Linked DNA regions of Homo sapiens: region 1 is linked to region 2. A link is a loop called in an ENCODE intact Hi-C map of the cell type or tissue named here. Cell type or tissue: chondrocyte. All regions are shown on one strand. Each heading gives the region's core, and the rest is flanking DNA. Links, peaks and the distances in the headings are about the cores only.

The links. A loop is a pair of places that touch in the nucleus more often than their neighbours do. Peaks named below come from ENCODE experiments on the same cell type or tissue, not always from the same donor. Only the 100,000 strongest peaks of a DNase experiment are listed, where the experiment ranks them.
Region 1: it touches region 2 in a loop (4-fold over the local background); 2 of 110 quality-filtered maps call a loop at or near these places.

Annotation. Positions count from the first base shown.
Region 1 is chr6:1,099,369-1,104,751 of GRCh38, reverse strand. LINC01622 (long intergenic non-protein coding RNA 1622) reads left to right here and starts at 3,420. Exons shown (of 4, transcript NR_027116.2): 1 at 3,420-5,039. RefSeq lists enhancers at 88-663, 3,109-4,308. In chondrocyte, for the core only: no CTCF peak of the experiment used is centred there; no DNase peak of the experiment used is centred there.
Region 2 is chr6:1,361,796-1,367,178 of GRCh38, reverse strand. All of the region lies in intron 1 of FOXF2-DT (FOXF2 divergent transcript), which reads left to right. Among named protein-coding and RNA genes, the nearest start is that of FOXF2-DT, 25 kb to the left of the region's middle. In chondrocyte, for the core only: a CTCF peak has its summit at 2,851 (motif pointing left); no DNase peak of the experiment used is centred there.

The DNA of each region.
Region 1 (5,383 bases), core at 84-5,083, 260 kb after region 2:
ATTCCCCTGGGTGTGCCCTTTTACAATTAGTGCTACCAAGTAAATAAACTTCAAAGGGACGTGTGTACACACACAGACACATGCACTCAGAGACACACACGTTCATTTGCATGCCAAGAAGAGCCCCCATTAAAGTCTATTAGCCCCCAAATGAGGAAATTCAGAGCTCTGAGCTCTGCACTGATTTTATCTCATGGTGTGGAGAGAGTTTACAAATAACTCTTAAGGTAAAATGCCATTTTTTTCCCCTGTATGTAAAGTTAATATTAATGTTGTGTAGAAGGAATGCGGCTCTATTTCTTTTTGAGTGGCATTTTCTCATTGTCACTCTCCAACCCTATTCTTAGAGACCCTTAGGTGGTATTGTGTGTATTCTTTTGTAGAATAATGAAATGTTTATATTACACAGTCCCATTGTAAGATCAATCCACCCCTGCTGGGGGATTCATAAACATCATCTGCAGGTGGTCCTGGTGTGTCATCCCCCAGAAGAGGAGCTTTCATTTCAGGAAACAACCTTGCTGAGGTCCCACACAGCCCAGGACACCAGACCCAGTGCTGCAGCCCACGGCTTCCCGAAGCCCAAACAGTAACTGATGGTGTTGTCACCAATCTTGGCTCTGAAACTAGCATGTTTTAAATTCCTGCTTCTCCAAGCCTCCTGGGCATGTGCTCTGTAGCCAAAAAGAGCTGGTAATTACACGTGGCTTCTGAGGAACGAGGGTCCAGGCGCTTATCTGGGAAGGGAGATTGGTCCAGACCTTCAGCCTCTGGGCCCCATTCCTCTTCTCATTCTTCAGCGTAGCAACTTGTTCTTAAAGCAGAGGCTGATTTCTGTCTGCATCTCTCAAGCGGCACCTTTGTTTAGCCACTAAGTTTTCTCAAACTGGAAATCCATATGACGAAGTATAATTTTATGGTCTCCTATCATATTTGGTTTTTCTAGAAACATTCAAGAGCTTGTTCCTTCTCACTTAGACAATATTACTGTCATCAAGGTGTGTCTTCTCCTAGTTCCAGAACCACTTCCTGAATTTAAAATGCTCTTCTGGACATTTTTTTTTTTTCCAGATAATGGCAAAGAAAATTGGTCCAAAGAAAGTGGAAAATTGTCAGAGGGCAGTCACCACAATTTTTTTTTCTTCTGTTTTCACATCTGTTCAATCAATATCAGCTCCTGGCCTCAAGGCAGTGTGACCTAGAGGCAAGAGCCCTAGGAAGCTGGGGATCAGAGGACAGCATCTCATGCTGCCTTTAACCAGGGGCACCGTCTCACAGCAAACCCTTAACCTCTCTGGGTCAGGGAGCTCCTTTTTCAACAAAACAGGTTGGTCTAGATGGGTTCTCCTGTGCTTTCCAACTCTCTACTTTCTATTATTCTGAACTTCATGCCTCATTGTATCTGTGCGCCTCTGGTAGAGTTGGCATAAACCCAAGCATATGTTATTGGCTTAGAGAAAGAAAACATTTCTGGGTCTGTGAAATCATAGGCTTTGCTTGACGAAGCTTCGAGGTGTGCGGGCTCTCTTAGTGCAGCGCAACAAGCCATCAGCCGGCAGAAAGCTATTTCTGTAGCGGAGTGTTAAAAGACTGGTATTCTTCAGTGAAGAATAATCTGCTGAGGGCAATGTGTTTTTATTCCCTCTGGGATTTATCTGTCAACGGGCAGATGGGAGAAGAAGCAATAAACTATGAGCTTGCATATGTCAAGGCTTTGATTCTAGGGGGTGACTTCCAGGCCCTGCTTGAGTAGGAGACATTGTCAGGGAAGAAAATTTTGGACTCTCACTGTTACTTCCTGATCTCAGAACACAAAGCCTAGTTTTTGCTGAGTCTTTGAGGAAACTCCATGAGCACTCGGCTTCTCTCTCGTGTTTTCTGAAACCAGAAGTAGAGAGAAAGAGGCAGCTGAGCCCTACAGAACCAACCAACTGTGGAGACCAGCAGCGAACCCAGCGTGTTTGTCATTGGTTTGTGAATCTTATACGCTGTTCTCTTTGGGATACCTATTTCTCCTGGGTCTTTACATGGTCCTGGATCAAGAAACACCTTTTAACAACTCCCTTCAGACCCTGCACTCCCGTGCATTCAGAGGCCTCCTTGGCTTAGCGTGGTGGCAACCCCAGGGTCCAGGTGATTCTGTTGAAGATCTGAGAACAGAGCTTGCTTCTTCCTGCCACCCAGTTTGATTGGACCTTCTCCAGACTTCTGGGTGCATTTCCAGAGCATTTACACAAGGAATTATGTAGGGGTCATTGTGACAATGGTTGTTTGTGGCTTCTTTGTATAAACCTTCTGTATAGAAATTCCAGTTGATCAAACAGATAAACGGAGAGGTGATCAGTCACATTGCTAGATGACTTTTCTCTACCTAGGAAAGGATTCTTTATATATTTAAATAGGAACTCCTGTCCCCATTTCTTCCTGGCTCTGCCTTGCTCTTATCTTGACTGGTCCAGACATTTCCTGGCATCCAGGGCATCAGGGAGGCTGTAAGTCTGTGTTTGATGGTAGCTGTCCTTCTTCAAACTGCTGGCTGGAAGGCAGCGGTCCCTGCTGGGTCCCAGAGAGCTAGGAGTGCAGCTTGGAGAAGTCGGCTCTCTCATCGTGAGTCTTCCAGAAGAGAATAGTAGAGGACAGCAAGGACAAAGGGCGTGACCAGGAGACACATGGCTTGGGGGAAAGAGCACTGGCATGTACATCAGGAGGCTGGACACCAATCTGCTTCTGCCACCAGTTCTCAGGGCAACTGTAGGCTAATGAGGTCACCTCTAGGGGCTTTCTGTTTCTTCCCCCGTGAACTGAATACTGAATGATTTCTAAGGCAACTCTCAGCACAAATATATTATGATGCTTTAGCGTGAGAGAGGTGGGATTTGATGTGGGGAGGGCAGAGCTGAAACAAGCATTTGAAACTGACACTTCGGGCCGTGGTCGTTTAGAGATCTGTTAGAAGGGAAGACAGACATCTTTAGAAATAGATATCAATGAAGGGGAACTCTACTTGATCTATTAAACATCATGAATGTCCATCTGGCCCACTACTGGATCTTGAGGTTTTTGAGGGCAGGGACTCAGCCTGGCTTACTCACTGCTAGGTCACTATCACTAAGAACTGCACCTGACATGATACCCTCAATAAACAATTATTAAATGAATGAATGAGATGACAGTGGTTGCCGTTGCTTCTGCTGTCAAACACAGACTCCATTTCCTGTTTTCCAGGGTCCTGCCTACCCATCTGAGGACATGTCTGCTCATCACCCATGTGCATTCTGTCACAGTGGGACCTGTGTGTGTTCCCTGCTCATTGTCGTTTCCATGGTTTTGCTGATTCTATGCGATTCTTCCAGGCCACTCCAAGTTCCACCTCTTCCACGAAGCCCTCCTTGATTGCTGGGCCCTGGTTGAACTCCTTATTAGTAACACCCAGGTTAGTCCTACTTAATTCTTACCTGCAGCCAAAGTGGACTTAGCATCTCCTTGCATGCCTGGTAAAGTCAAGGGTTTTCAGCCAGGGCCTGTGTATAAAGCAGAAGCAGCACAGAGTCTGGTTTGAAGCTTAGTGCTTGGGTTCAGACAGTTGTGGGTTACAATCCCTTCTACACATGTTCTCTGTGGAAACCATTTGGTTCTCTGTGCTTGGAACTCGCCTGCAACGGGACAAAGCCATCTCACCTAGACTGTTGTTATGAAGATTGAATTAGGTGATTCTGAGAGGCATTTATGCGTCCTCCCTGAGTAACAATCCATGAAAAGTGGGCGTCATTGCTGAAGCTCAAGGAAGAAATATGAAATTTGATTATATCCTTATTCACGGCATTGGGTCACCAACTCAGCACTTTTTATGAAAGTAGCATCTGACCTGGCAAAGGCTGTGTCATCTTATTACCTCAGAAAGACAAATTTACGGGGTCAGACGATGGATGGCTTGTAGATTTCTCAATGGGCTGGAAGGAAGGAGAGAAAAAGAGAGACAGGAGAGAGTACACATTTAATTCTGCTTCCCCTAGGGTGATATTTCCTTCCTCCCCTTCCAGGGTTCTCAAAAAGGCATTCTAGGAAGTCCTGTAAAATACATGCTCATAAAAATCTCATAATTTCCACAAATTGTTGAGAATTTAAAACTCGGTTGGGAGTTTGCTGTTTCAGCCTGAGACACCGGGGTCACGTTTCAGTGCCTGCAGTCTTGAGACAGTACCAGGCATCTGGGATGAAGCTGAGGAAAGAAGATGTGGGGGCCCTGCTGGCCTGCTCCTTCTCTCGAAAGACGCTTACCGGCTGCTGGTGTGTCACAGGGCTTTAGGATTTGGAAAAACAGAGGGATTTAAAAGAAGATAGAATGGTCAGAATTTCGAGAACTGTGTGCTGAAGTGCCATCTTTAGGGTGCTCATAACACGGCCTTACAACATTAGAGGTGCTGGAATCATGGAAGAGGCATCTGGACTCTGTAATGTCCTTCCCCCTGGAAAATCTGCTCCAGAAGTGGGGGATTGGGAGCTGTCAACATATGAGCCATCTTTTGCTCCGTTCAAGATGGTAGGGGCATTCTCAACATGCCCCTCACTCTGATTCTGCCTCACTTTTATTTTAGAATTTTCCACTGCCTTTTCTGGAATGTGCTTTTTCAACCCTCAAAATCTGTAGAGAAGAAATAAGCAGAAACCGAAATGGCTTTCTGGTGTTCTCCATGCTCTCAGCTTACTGGAAAATCGAGCCGCAGGCTCGAGGCTGGACTTTAAGGCAGAGCACTGCAATTATAGTGCTATGGCCTTGGCTTCCTTTCTCATCACCCAGGTACAGTCCTGCAGTCCTCAGAGGATGCCAGTCCCACACAGGGGGATCCTTCTCCATAGGAAAACCGAGGAACAATGCAGGTTCGAGGTGCACAGTGGCTAAGCACACTCAGTCCTCAAGATCTTTCCTCTCAAATGCTAATGCTACCTTCAGATGGGCTGCTGCCTGCTACCATTTCAACATTGAGTCCTTTAAGATGCCATCAGAGAGAGGGGAAGCAAGAGGCCAAGAAAAATGAAAGGTAAGCACAAGACCAGTAGAATGAGTGGGGAGATCTGTCTGTCTGTCTGTCTGTTTGTTTGTTTGAAGTGTCTTCTGCTTGACTGCAGTTACTGTTCTTCAAGTGAGGGCGAAGCGCTTCTCTTCTCCTCTCTGATAGCTCTGCAGCTCTCTAAGTAAACTCTTTGACAAACACATCGCAGCAGCGAGTGGAAACATGTCTGAGACGCTGCAGCATAGCCCGGCTGGTTCTGTTCTTAGCAGTATTTGCTAAGTTCCATCCATTAGAATGTTTTTAAACAATGGGACGCATGTCATCTTGATTTGACAGGATAATCCTGAGTTTATAGAATTTCATCACAGTGT
Region 2 (5,383 bases), core at 322-5,321:
TTTAGGGACGGTATCCCTCTATCACCCAGGCTGGAGTGCAGTGGCACGATCCTAGCTCACCTCAGCCTCAACCTCCTAGGCTCAAGTGATTCTCCTGCCTCAGCCTCATGAGTAGCTGGGGACTCCAAGTGTGCACAACCCTGCCCAGATAATCTTTAATTTTTTTTTTGTAGAGATGGGGGCCTTACTATGCTGCCCAGGCTGGTCTTGAATTCCTGGCCTCAAGTGATCCCTCTGTCTTGGCCTCTGAAAGTACTAGGGTTACAGGCGTAAGCCACCATGCTTTGCTATTTTCCTTATTTTAAAAAAATTCCTCTGTCCCTGGGACAAAGAGAGAAGTAAAACAAACAAACAAGTCAAAGTTTTTGTGCTTTTCTAGGTCATCACAATTTGAATGTGGAAACAAAATTCTGAAATACTTTTTGTTTTGAATGAAATTCAGAATGGAGGGGCATCTTGCATCTGCCTTTTCATACAGCCAAAGGAGGGTTCTAGGAAAAGTCCACACATGCTTGATTTTTGCCTCCGTTTTTATCTGGATCTTTGCCTTCTGTGGTCTGCACTATGAGCTATGACAGTCTTCTTTCTCTGAGGTGTCTCCTTACTTGGGAAGGGCCTGCAAGCTCCATAATAGTTTTCTTTGCATGATTTCCTGCAGTGGTTGAGCATGTAGCAAACAATCTCGATGCTCCCCTATGCTTTTGAGGTGAAATTTAACTCGAGGTTCGTCTGTGTCCTGGAGACCGGTTGCTCTGCGTTAGCTGTGTGTGTGGCATTCCCTGCACTTCAGAGCCACGGTGCTGAGCTGTCTTCCATAGTGACTTACATAGCACAGGTAAATTACCCAACAGGACTTCAGAACCAGAGCAGACCCATGAAGGCAGGGATTTGAAATACCTGGGCTTTTGACTTAGTTCCTGAGATAGGAAAGCCTTCTTTTTCCTTTGCGAGTTTCTTTTCCCTTTTACTTTTTCCAAGTTTCATTGTTGCCGAATAGGTTATCTGTAGGTCAGTGGGTTTACGGGTTGTTTGGATTTCCTAAAATTGTGTTTTTCCCTAAATGTGGCACGAGAGATTGTTTGCAGGCTGCTGTGTGAATGGGATGGCCTACTGTGGCCGACACAATGCTGCTATTTCTGTTTTTCTCTGTTGCCCCCAGTGAAGGTATTTTAAGGCTCCCGGTATTTAAGAAGACTAAAACCAGCAGAGAAAAATCCTGGACTTCTTCAGTTTCCTGCCAATTCTGCAGAGTTCAGAACAACTTTTATTTATTTATTTTTTAAAGGAATTTTTTCCATGACATTCAAGAAGCCAGCTACATTTTGCAATACTTTTCTTTCTGATGAATAATTTTCCAGATACAGCGTGCGGATGAATTTTGGTTTAGATACGCAGGCCGTATAACTCCAGATGCAAATGCAGATGTTTATGAGTTCATGGAATGGAAGATATAAATGTCCTGACTTTGCTGTATGCCTTGAGAAGCATCCCTTTTTCTATTTAGAGAGGGAGAGAAAAAAAACCAACAACCCAGATTTGCTTAGTTTCCTGCTTTAAACATTTACGCTTTAAAGGAGCTTATTTACATAATAAATGATATTGCTCGAGAGCATATGTGGGGAAATTTTGACCAAAAACTCTTTTCCTTTAATCTGCACATGCCGTGGTTTGTGGAAGTGTGTGTTCACATGCAGAATCACTTATCAGTATGGAAGGCTTGAGGCCATGGACAGCACAGTTTAAGATAAACTTGACTCAGCAACATGGGAAAGTATTATTCATTCTGAAAATCATACTTCAAAAGTTTATTTAGTTCTCTTACCTTAACAGAGGTAAAGACATTAAGTAAATTCGTAGAATTATTTTGAGTTACCACTCAGAAAATAATTTAAAACTTAATAACTGCATCGTGTAACAGTCTTTGGATCCAATTATTTGGGATACTTTGTATGAGAATAAATGACTGTTTCTTGCTATAAAATATAGAATGGAGTCACTTGAATAGGATTCTTAGGTTGTAATATTTTTATGTTTGTGATGCTGATGGATCTACAAGTGAACATTCATAAAACTTTCATCTTTTCAACAAATATTTATGGAACCATTGCTACATGCCAGAAATATTTGCCAAGGCCTGTTGATTCATGGGTGAACAAGGCTGATAATGTTTGCTGCCCAGTCTTCCCTGAGAAAATGTAAGAGAACACTGAAGGATACAGGAAAGATAATGTTAGGGGTTGGATTTGGCCTCCCCAGAGCTCATATGTTGAAGCCCTAACCTTCAGGACCTCAGGATGTGACGGTATTTAGAGATAGAGTCTTAAAAGAGGCAATTAAGTTAAAATGAGGCCTTTGGGTGAGCCCTAATCCAATTTAGACGCTGTCCTTAAAAGGAGAAGAAATGAGGACACAGACACACTAAGAGGGAAGGTCATTTGAAGACACAGAGAGAAGACGCCATCTGCAAGCCAAGGAGAGGAGCACCAGGAGAAACCAACCCTGCCCACCTCTTGGTATCAGACTTCCAGCCTCCAGGACTGTGAGAGGATAAATGCTTGTTGTCTAAGCCCCCAGTGTCTGATATTTGTTACGGAAGCCGGAGCACACGAATCCAGATAGAAAGCTGGCTAATAAGATAGAAAGAGGAATACTGCTTAAGGAGACTGGGTGGAATGACTGCTCACTGTCCTATGCCAATAAATTGCAGAATTTTAAAAAAGTATGTGTAGAGTAAATGCTAATGCTTGATGACTGTGCCTATAATAAGTGACGCAGACATGTTACTACTGCTTTTCTGCTATGCCTGTTAATATTAGTATTTGCAAAACTCCTGAAGCATGGGGATGACGCCATCTGCTGGACCGTATCCTGCTCCCACGCGTGAGGGCAGAGGGTACAGGAGGTGCTTGATATTGATTCTACACTAAATCATTCTTAAAACTTCAGGAGTCTGTCGTGAGCCATGGGAAGTTGTTTTCAAGTAAGGGGAAATGGAAGTTTTGTATTATGAACACCGTCCACATCATCTCTTTTATCTGGGAAGAAGCTGAGGTTCTGCTTTGCAGTCACATTTTTGTCCATCGTAAGTGGATAAATGTGGTTTGCATCATTCAGTGCCTTGGGAATGTCTTACGGGATATTTCTGGAATGGGCAAAGTTCAGCACAGTCTGGAGCCAAAATGTCCCCATTATTGAGCCAATATAGTTCAAATGTTTATGACCCATCTCCAGAATGGCGTGCACATGTGAAGGGTTGTCAGTGAGGTGGAACATGTCCCCAGGAACGGAGAGAAAGCTGCGGAGAAGCAAGCGTGCCATGTGGCTGCCTCGAATGTCCTTTCTGGTTTGGAAGCCTGCAGCTGCAGAAGGCCTGTGAGTGTGGAGGAGGCTCTTCCTGGTAAAAACGCACCTCCCAACCCTGGTTGGAAGCCCCAAGGCTGTGGGAAAGCCCAGGCTCCCTGGGCCTTGATTTTTTTTTTTTTTTTTCTTCCTGGATTCTGCCTTCAAGATCAAAGGAAGTCATCTAGAGTAGTGTTCTCATGATGTGGTGTGTGGATCCCTGGGGTCTCCATGACCCTCTCAGGGGTCTGTGAGGTTGAAACTATTTCATAATAATACTAAGACAGTATTTCCTCTTTTCACCATCACTCTCACAAGAGAGTGCCCTAGGGTTTTCCAGAGGCTACGATACATGGCGTGTGAAGATATTGCACAATGGCTGGTGAAACATGGGCTTGTGTGTTCTTATGTCCTCCAGAACCTTCTCAGTTAGTAGGGTTGATGTGTTCGGGGCACATTTTCAGAGATGAACTCAGCTTGTTCTTAGTTCCTCCACTGCGTTCTTGCTGTCTGTCTTCCCTGTGTCTACTATCATGTTTATAAATTGTTATATTGAAGTCCCAACAGTTTCTCTGCAACTGTGCAGAAATATGACAAAAAGTAAGTACGGTTTTTGTCTTGTTTCAATAGCATTCTCCTATTTTTTCTGAACCCTTTTATAAATTTTATAATTCTGTCTAAAACTGTTACAATTCTAGAATCTAATATCTTATTCTAAAATAAAATGAAATTTATTTGTAACACGTTTTGTTATATTTAAGGATGGGTCATGGACTTTCCAAAGGGACATTAGAAGATTTGCTTTCTCAGCGTGCAGCATCTCATGTGTAAAGGCGCCGAAAAGGACAGAATTGCTGTATCAGAGCATTCTCTCAGTCATGAAAGGAGAAGTCTAATCCCAAGAAACTGTGTGAAATTGTAAATGGCAACGAAAATGTGATGGTCATCAGCTCTATAGACGTTAGGAATTTACCTTATGGTGTCTTACGCAACAGAAAAAATTCCAAATTGTATTATGGTGCTAGTTAAATTGTGACATTATTTTTGGACAAAACATTCAGAGTTTAAGGAAAAAGGGAGTTGAGTATTTTAAACATAGACTTGATGAGCTCCTTAAAAACCCCAAAATTGTTACAGCTTTCCAAACTAGACATGAAAGAACCGCGGAAGCATCTTACGGAGTAAGTTATCATGTTCATAGGCTGGGTAAGAACACAACAGCCGAGCGAAGAGTGAAGCCCTGTAGAGCTGGCTTTGCTGAATGTCTACTGGCCGCAAAATCAGCAAAGAAGTCATGGCACTGCCACTGTCCATCAATACTATGGCCTGTTGAATGAAAGCCTCAGCTGCAAACATGAAGACTGTATTCCTATCTTGTCTGCACAATTGTACTTTTGGCTTATAAATGGAGGCTGGACTTACTGCTTATCTTTTTTTTTTTAGATGGGGTTTCACCATATTGGTCAAGCTGGTCTTGAACTCCTGACCTCAGGTGATCCACCGACTTCGGCATCCCAAAATGTTGAGATTACAGGTGTGAGCCGCTGCGTCCAGCCAAATTTCCTTCTGTTTTTTTTTTTTTATTATACTTTTAAGTTCTAGGGTACATGTGCACAACATGCAGGTTTGTTACATATGTATACATGTGCCATGTTGGTGTGCTGCACCCATTAACTCGTCATTGACATTAGGTATATCTCCTAATGCTATCCCTCCCCCCTCCCCCCACCCACGACAGGCCCCAGTGTGTGATGTTCCCCACCCTGTGTCCAAGTGTTCTCGTTATTCAATTCCCACCTATGAGTGAGGACATGTGGTGTTTGGTTTTCTGTCCTTGGGGTAGTTTGCTCAGAATAATGGTTTCCAGCTTCATCCATGTCCCTGCAATGGACATGAACTCATCCTTTTTTATGGCTGCATAGTATTCCATAATGTATATGTGCCACATTTTCTTAATCCAGTCTATCATTGATGGACATTTAGGTTGGTCCCAAGTCTTTGCTATTGTGAATAGTGCTGCAGTGAACATACATGTGCGTTTTCT